2 separate regions of the Homo sapiens genome follow, and region 1 is linked to region 2. The links are chromatin loops, found by intact Hi-C in ENCODE. Cell type or tissue: pancreas. All regions are shown on one strand. Each heading gives the region's core, and the rest is flanking DNA. Links, peaks and the distances in the headings are about the cores only.

The links. A loop is a pair of places that touch in the nucleus more often than their neighbours do. Peaks named below come from ENCODE experiments on the same cell type or tissue, not always from the same donor. Only the 100,000 strongest peaks of a DNase experiment are listed, where the experiment ranks them.
Region 1: a loop joins it to region 2, with 2.0 times the contacts of the local background. A loop is called at or near these places in 9 of 110 quality-filtered maps.

What each region holds. Positions count from the first base shown.
Region 1 is chr5:703,004-707,379 of GRCh38, reverse strand. No RefSeq gene overlaps it. Among named protein-coding and RNA genes, the nearest start is that of TPPP, 12 kb to the right of the region's middle. In pancreas, for the core only: no CTCF peak of the experiment used is centred there; no DNase peak of the experiment used is centred there.
Region 2 is chr5:757,050-761,425 of GRCh38, reverse strand. All of the region lies in intron 4 of ZDHHC11B (zDHHC palmitoyltransferase 11B (putative)), which reads left to right. Among named protein-coding and RNA genes, the nearest start is that of ZDHHC11B, 25 kb to the left of the region's middle. RefSeq lists enhancers at 1,343-2,186, 2,187-3,030. In pancreas, for the core only: no CTCF peak of the experiment used is centred there; DNase peaks (open chromatin) are centred at 1,375, 2,115, 2,995, 3,275 and 2 weaker places; H3K27ac peaks cover 921 bases.

The DNA of each region.
Region 1 (4,376 bases), core at 113-4,112, 54 kb after region 2:
AAGTGGTAAAAATATTGTCCAGTCCTTTTTAAGTTGGTGGCTGAGCTTGGTGAGGTGTGTTTTTAAAAGACCTTTAGTCCGTTCTACTTTTCCTGAAGGCGGAGGACCGTAAGGGATATAAAGGTTTCACTGAATACTAAGAGCCTGAAAAACTGCTTGGCTGATTTGACTAATGAAGGCTGGTTTGTTATCAGACTGTATAGAGGTGGGAAGGCTAAACTGAGGAATTATGTCTGACAGAAGGGAAGAAATGACTGTGGTGGCCTTCTCAGACCCTGTAGGAAAGGCCTTATTCAGTGAAAGTGTCTACCTAGAGTAAGAGGTATTTTAGTTTCCTGACTCAGGGCATATTGAGTAAAGCTAATTTGCCAGTCCTGGGTGGTGGCAAATCCTCCAGCTTGATGTGTAGGGAAGGGAGGGGGCCTGAATAATCCCTGAGGAGTAGTAGAATAGCAGATAGAATAGCAGATGGAACACTGAGAAGTTATTTCCTTGAGGATAGATTCCACGATGGAAAGGAAATGAGAGGTTCTGAGAGGCGGGCTAGTGGCTTGTACTATAGCGTAGCCTGCCTTTGCTGGTGTGTGGCGATTAGGCCTGGTGGAACCACCATCAATAAATCAAGCGTGATCAGGGTGAGGAACAGGGAAGAAGGAAATATGGGGAAATGGGGTGAATATCAGGTGGATCAGAGAGATACAGTCATGGGGGTCAGGTGTGGTATCAGGAATAATGTGGGAGGCTGGATTGAAGTCCGGCCCAGGAACAATGCTAATTGTGGGACTTAAAGAGTGAGTACAGCTGAAGGAGCCGGGGAGCAGAAAGTATATGCATCAGGTATGAGGAAGAAAATAGATTTTGGAAGTTATGAGAAATGTAGAGAGTGAGTTGAGCATAGTTTGTGATTTTTGAGGGCCTCTAACAGTATTAAAGCAGCAGTAGCCACTGCACGCAGACCTGAGGGCTAGGCTAAAACAGTAAGTTCAAGTTGTTTGGACAGAAAGGCTACACGGTGTGGTCCTGGCTCTTGTGTAAGAATTCTGACCGCACTAACCACGCCTAGGAAGGAAAGGAGTTGTTCTTTTGTAAGAGATTGAGGTTTGGGAGATTAATCCGACACGATAAGCAGAGAGAGCACATGTGTTTTTATGAGAATTATGCTGAGATAGGTAACAGATGAGGTTGAAATTTGGGCTTGACTGAAGTAATGGGGACTGTCTCTGAAGCCTTGCGGCAGTACAGCCCAGGTAATTTGCTGAGTCTAATGGGTGTCAGGGTCAGTCTAAGTGAAGGCAAAGAGAGGCTGGGATGAAGGGTGCAAAGGAACAGTAAAGAAAGCATGTTTGAGATCCAGAACAGAATAATGGGTAGTAGAGGGAGGTATTGAGGATAGGAGAGTATATGGGTTTGGCACCACGGGGTGGATAGGAAAACAATTTGGTTGATAAGGTGCAGATTCTGAACTAACTTGTAAGCCTTGTCTGGTTTTAGGACAGGTAAAATGGGGGAATGGTAAGGAGAGTTTATAGGTTTTAGAAGCCCATGCTGTAGCAGGCGAGTGATAACAGGCTTTAATCCTTTTAAAGCGTGCTGTGGGATGGGATATTGGCGTTGAGTGGGGTAAGGGTGATTAGGTTTTAATGGGATGGTAATGGGCATGTGATCAGTTGCCAGGGAAGGAGTAGAGATGTCCCATACTTGTGGGTTAAGGTGGGGGGATACGAGAGGAAGACGCGAAGGAGGCTTTGGATTGGGAAGAAGGGTGGCAATGAGATGTGGCTGTAGTCCAGGAATAGTCAGGGAAGCAGATAATTTAGTTAAAGTGTCTCAGCCTAATAAGGGAACTGGGCAGGTGGGGATAACTAAAAAAGAGTGCATAAAACAGTGTTGTCTAAGTTGGCACCAGAGTTGGGGAGTTTTAAGAGGTTTAGAAGCCTGGCCATCAATACCCATAACAGTTATGGAGGCAAGGGAAACAGGCCCTTGAAAAGAAGGTAATATAGAGTGGGTAGCCTCCGTATTGATTAAGAAGGGGACAGACTTACCTTCCACTGTGAGAGTTACCTGAAGCTCGGCATCCGTGATGGTCTACGGCGCTTCCGAGGCGATTGGGCAGCGTCAGTCTTCAGCCACTAAGCTAAGAAGATCTGGGAAGGAATCAGAGAGCCTTGGGCCAGAGTTCCAGGGGCTCTGGAAGTGGCTACCAGGTGAGTTGAACAGTCCGATTTTCAGTGGGGTCCCGCACAGACGGGACACAGCTTAGGAGGAATCCTGGGCTGTCGGCATTCCTTGGCTTGGTGGCCAGATTTTTGGCACTTGTAGCAAGCTCCTGGGGAGGAGGTTCTGGAGGAACGCCTGGCAGCTGCGGTTCAGGTGTTTGGAAGTTCTTGTGTGCTGGAGATGTGGCTGGGGTTTGTCTCACAGTGGAGACAAGGAATTGCAACTTTTTTCTATTATTGTACATCTTGAAGGCGAGGTTAATTAAATCCTGTTGTGGGGTTTGAGGGCTGGAATTTAATTTTTGGAGTTTTATTTAATGTTGGGAGCAGATTGGGTAATAAAATGTATTTTGAGAATAAGACAGCCTTTTGACCTTTTAGGGTCTAGGGCTGTAAAGTGTCTCAGGGTTGCTGCCGAACGAGCCATGAACTGGGCTGGGTTTTTATATTTGATGAAAAAGAGCCTAAACGCTATCTGATTTGGGATAAAGAAAAAGGAGCATTAACCTTGACTATGCCTTTAGCTCCAGCCACCTTTTTAAGAGTAAATTGCTGGGCAGGTGGGGAAGAGCTAGTCACGGAACTAAACTGTAAGCCGGACCAGGTGTGAGGAGGGGAGGTGATAGAAGGATTATAGGGTGGAGGAGTGGAGGCTGAGGAAGAATTGGGACTTAGCTCAGCCTGCTGATGAGCAGCCTGGGGAGGAGGGGAAAGGTCAGATGGGTCTGTAGAAAAGGAAGACTGGAAAGACTCAGCGACACTTGGGGTTGAGACTGAGGGGACAGGCGGGAGGGAAAGAAGGAGGATCTGGGAGGAATCGCATTGGGAACAGAGGCTAGGGAGGGAATGAAGTGTGAAAAATGCCTGGACATAAGGCACCTCAGACCATTTGCCCATTTTTTGACAAAAATTATTTAGGTCTTGTAGGATGGAGAAATTGAAAGTGCTGTTTTCTGGCCATTTAGAGCCATTGTCAAGTTTGTATTGGGGCCAAGCAGTGTTGCAGAAGAAAATAAGGCATTTAGGTTTTAGGTCAGGTGTGAGTTGAAGAGGTTTTAAGTTCTTGAGGACACAGGCTAAGGGAGAAGAAGGAGGAATGGAGGGTGGAAGGTTGCCCATAGTGAAGGAGGCAAACCCAGAGAAAAGAGAGTGTAGAGACATGGAGGGAAGGGGTTTGGGGTTCTTACCCTCCAGAAAAGTGGGAAGGGGGGTTGGGGCACAGAAATAAGGGATTGGGGCACAGAGATAAGAGGTCGGGGTGTGGAAATAAGGGATTGGGGGTTCTTGCCCCCTAGAAAAGCGGGACTTGCCGCTAAGCGTGAAGGAGAAGGGGTTGAGGGGTACTTGCCCCTCCCCCAGAAAAGCGGGACTTGCCGCTGAGGGTGAAGGAGAAGGGGTTGAGGGGTACTTGCCCCTCTCCCAGAAAAGCAGAGAAGGGATAGAGACAAGGAGAGAAGGGGTTGGGGTACTTGCCCTTTCCCCAGAAAAGCAGAGAAGGGGTAGAGACAAGGAGAGAAGGGGTTGGGGTACTTGCCCTTTCCCCAGAAAAGCAGAGAAGGGGTAGAGACAAGGAGAGAAGGGGTTGGGGTACTTGCCCCTCCCCCAGAAAAGCGGGACTTGCCGCTGAGGGTGAAGGAGAAGGGGTTGAGGGGTACTTGCCCCTCTCCCAGAAAAGCAGAGAAGGGATAGAGACAAGGAGAGAAGGGGTTGGGGTACTTGCCCTTTCCCCAGAAAAGCAGAGAAGGGATAGAGACAAGGAGAGAAGGGGTTGCGGTACTTGCCCTTTCCCCAGAAAAGCGGGACTTGCTGCTAAGGGTGAAGGACCAAGGCAGGCGTCCCTGCGTGGTCTGACACCCTTGAAACGTGGGTGAATAATCAGAGAGGCGTCCCTGCAGTGATTAAACACCAAGGGAAGGCTGCCTTCCCAGTCTGTGACCGGCACCACAGTTTTGGGTCCACGTATAAAACGTGTCTCCTTTGTCTCTACCAGAAAATGAAAGGAATTAAAATTAAGAGAAGGGAGAGATTGAAGTGTGGCGCCAAGATTGAAAGGAGAAAGAGGTTGAGGGATAGTGAGGGAAGTTGGAGAAGAGAGTAAAAGGAGGCCGCTTACCGGATTTGAAATTGGTGAGATGTTTCTTGGGCTGGTTGGTCTGA
Region 2 (4,376 bases), core at 107-4,106:
GTCCCCATACCCCCAAAGCCTGGGTCCTAGATGGCCTCCCCCACCTCCAGGGCCCAGAAATCCACAGACCCACAGAGCTGCATGGCAGCCCCATTGGCCCCGGGTGTCCTGCAGTGAGGGATGAGGATGTCACTAAAGCCCACAGTCACTAACCCTGTGCTGCACGGCCCACCTCCCTGCTCTAGCACATGCCCTCCAGACACGGGTGTCCTCCTGTATTGCACCTTCATGGCAGGTGAGAAGACAGGCTGTGATCGGACCGTGGTCAAGGCAGTCCACGCCAACATTCTCCAACAGCCCCCAGATGTGCTTGACAGGATTTTTTAATCCAGAATCCGGCCGAGGTTCTGGGCATGTTGCGACGGAGTCTCTTGGTGTGTTTAGGTCAGCACAGCGCCCGCCTGCCTTTTCCTGGCAGCTGCTGGTATCTCCTTGACCACAGCATCATGGCATATCCAGACCAGTGTCTTGCTCCACCACCTGGGGGTCTGTGTGGTTGAAGCTGAGCAGTTTCAGAAGAACGCTGCACAGGTGGTGGTGGCCTGTCCCGCTGCACTGTCAGGAGGCCCTGTAGGTGGGGACGCAGCGGTTCCTTGGGAGGGTGGGCCGGGTCACTGCCCCTGCCAGTCCGGAGTGGTGCACATGTGGACTCTGAGTCTCAGGCATATCGCTTTCTGTTGCAATCCTCATCTGAATCACAGTTACGCTAGGGGTGTAAAATGCTGTGTTTGCATCTGCGATTCCACCGCAGGGCCCAGTGCATGCTCTGCAGAGGAAGGTGCCCTCCCCTGCTGCTTTGGCCACCATCTGTCTCTCTCCCTCAGCATCACCAGGTGGCCGCGGCGTGTCCTGGGGCTGCCATCACAAAGCACCAAAAACCGGGTGCCTGCAACAGCAGACATATCTGGTCTCACAGTTCTGGGGCCCGGGGTCTGGAATCGGGTGCTGGCTGCACACTGCTCCCCCTGAAGCTGCTGGAGGGGATGGTTCTGGCCGCTCTCTGTGGCTCGTCTTCTCGTGTTCACACCGTCTTTTCTCTGCGTGTGTCTGCTGCCGTTGGGTTCCCGTTTTTGTAAAGATGCCAGTCATTGGAGTAGGGCCTACCCGAAAAGACCTTGCCCTGACAGGATTATCTGCAAAGACCCTATTTCCAAGCGAGGTCACATCCACGGGTGCTGCGGGTTAGGGCTTGGACCTATGTGGGGGATCGAGTCGACCCTCCACACCTGGCTGTTTCCTTATGTGCTGTTAGAATCCCTTCTCTCCACTCTTCCTTTGGCCCGTGGCTCGGCCACGCGTGCCTCTGAGCTGTCACCTGCTCTCTGGTAGGTGAACCCTCTGTGGCTCCCCTGTACCCCCCACTCCACACCTGGATCTCCATTTCTAAAGGAGCACTTGGTGCCCCAGCCCTTGTCCATGCTGCCCCTCCCGCTGGCCGGCGCTGGGCTCAGGACGGCATCCCCGGCTGCACTCCCCATGCCTGCACCTCAGCGACCCCCTCGGGCCCCTTGGCCAGCAGCATGTGGCTTTGCATTGTGGCGGCTGGAGGGTGCCTGTGCTATCCGGCACCTGCAGGGACCCGGGCGGCTCTGGGAAGTGACCTCCCAGGCCCAGTGGCTGCAGCCCCTGACCCCAAGGGAGGTCAGGTGCAGGGTAAGGGATGCTGTGTTGTGGAAAGTGGGGAAGAATTGGAATAAAGACCCCAGGTTAGGCGGACGTTTGAGTGCCAGGCTTGGCCAACCGTCCAGCGGCCGCGTGTATGGGCCCTTCCAGAGCATGCCTCAGTGCCCGCGTGCCCGCGTCTGTTCTTCTGCAAAGGGAAACAGGCTCCGCCGCCACCACAGCGTCTGTAGGGCCTGTTGTGTGGAATGGATTGGAATCTGTAACTCTGTTTAATCTGGAGAAATCTCTTCCCAGCAAAGCTCCTTGCTGTGGCCCAGGGCAGCACGAGCTCGGTAGCTGCAGTGGAAGATTCACCAGCATGGAGTGGCGCGGCGCCTTCAGTGGCACGTGTCAGCTTTGAACCCCGCAGGGATTGATAAGACGACAAGACGTGACCGCACCGGGCCCCAGGAGTAGGGGCTGTGGGCTCGCTCTCCACCTCCTCTCTTTTCCTGCCTGCAGAACAGGGCGGGGGAAAGGTTAGCAGTGTTAACAAAGGGCGCAGGGTGTGTGTTCTGGGCTGGCGCTGCGGCGCCGTTTATTTACAAAATACAGATTGTTGCTAGGGGAGGTTCCAGCATAGCTACGGTTCTCAAGACAGCTTGAGACCGAAACTTCCAGAGGGCAGGCAGTTTGGGTGATGAAAGGGAGACACTTACTCTACTTCTTTTACTTTTTATTGCTCATTGGAACATAAAACACTACCGGCATAAAATTAAACGTGAAAGTAGAAGCAGAGAAAATTGAGAACACGGTGCTCCGTGTCATCTCTATCCCGGGGCTCCCCGCCAGCTCAGGAAGGGTTACCCGAGTGGGTGATGGGCAGAGTGGCTAGCTGGGTCAGTCTGGGCAAAACATAGCCAAATTAAGGTCACCAGCATCGTTCCTATGGGTGACGGATGTCCCAGGAGGACGACCCAAGCCCACCCGCAGAGCGCGGACCTCGCTGGCCAAAGTGCGGCCAATGGACAGCAGGGCACCCTAGTGTGCGGTGAAAGATTTGCTTCAACCTGGTTCCATGAAAAAAGCTTTGAGTCCCAGGGAGCTGTCCAGGTGAAGACACTGCCCTGGAATCTTGGTGGGGGGGAGTCCCTTGCCAGCTGAACCCTTGTTTCTGGGTGGACGCCTTCAGGGTGACTGCCTGGCCATGGCGCCTGCAGGTTTGGGGACTGGCTCGGGAATGGGCTCAGGCAGCTCCACGGGGTTTGCCTGGCAGGTTCAGGCTCAGGACAGCCCTGAGCTCCTCCACAGGGAAGTCAATGGGTCCCGGTTAGGGCCACACCATCCCCAGGCTGTCTCCTGGTGGCCCCCAGCAGCAGCACCGTCTCCCTGGCAGCGGGCTTCTTTGTGCGAAGCCCGGAGAATGTGAGGCTGCAGTCGGATGTGGCGACCAAGGGCCTGGGAGGGCATCCTCAGCCTGAGCTTCACCTGCTGCTCGTGCAGAGGCCCTGCCTGGCCCCACCCTCCCTGCCACTGGTTTCCAGTGAGGGAAGTGCTGCTCCAGCTCTGCAGAGGAAGGGGCTTCCCCTGGGCCACAGTGCAGCTTCCTGCCTCATCTCATTGTCCTCAGCTGCCACCGATAGCGTCCCAAGGCTCCAGACGAGCTCCCTGTTGCCCCGGTGACCACATAAATAGTGCAGTGTCCCCAGCTCAGCCTGCAGGGAGCGGGTACATGGGGACAACAGCCGGGATGCAGGCTCGGTCATGTCAGTGTCACCAGCTGGACAGTGAGCCCTGTGCCCGGCCCAGCTGACCCACACCCTTTACAGCCCCTGCAGCCTCAGTCCACTCCCAAGTCCGGTGGGGCCCCTGCAGACCTCTCCTCTACCATGGTGGGATTAGACTGGCCACTGCAAGTGTCTGACCAGTCCTGGCCCCCATGTGAGTCCCCCAGGGCCTGGCTGGCCCCGTTGCTGCACTGCCTAGCTCCCACCACACCCCGGCCTGGGCAGCAGCTCCCCAGTCCCATCCCCTTGGCATCCAGATCATTCTCGCCTGTCCTCCTTGCAGCCATGTCTGCACACACAGAGTCTCCTCCCCAGCTCACACACACCGGCACCCAGGGCCCGGGGCCACGTGAGTGCCTGGAAGATGCAGGGTGTGCGGTGCATCCTGCTGAGGGATTCGGCACCTGTGTCTGCATTTCAGTCGGAACCAGCTTCACACTCAGGCTTCCCATGCATTGCAGCACGCTTCTTACGGGACCCTCATCAGGGAAGGGCTGCTGCATAAAAACCCTAACCCCATGCCCCAAGGTGGTGCCAGGACGAGGCTGAGGGTGAGCCCAGCAGCAGTGAACCTGTCCCAACGTTGCCTGAGGGGGCTCCAGAGAGGGGCTCTGTCAGGAGGGACAGCAGCCCCCTGGCCTGGTGCAGGACCCGCCCTGCTGGCAGCCTTCTGCTAAAATCCCTACGTGGCTTTTTGCACATGGCCAGCACCTTCTTCCTCACCCCTGGGGCCAAGGAGGACAGCGCTGTGCGACACAGGCCGGCAGCCTGCGTTTCCATGCCAAGCTTAGGCCACACTGTGAGGGCCTCTGGGCTGCCCTGTGGAGATGGCTGTCAACCCTGAACTCATGGCTAGAAGGCGGTCCAGGAGCCAGGCAGGGTGACGGGAGGGCCCCGCACTCCACCCCTTCTATTTGGTTGCCATGGGGAGTCTGTGTTTGTCCCAGGGTGAGAGGAGGAGGGAGCCAGTATCTGAGGGCGGAAGCT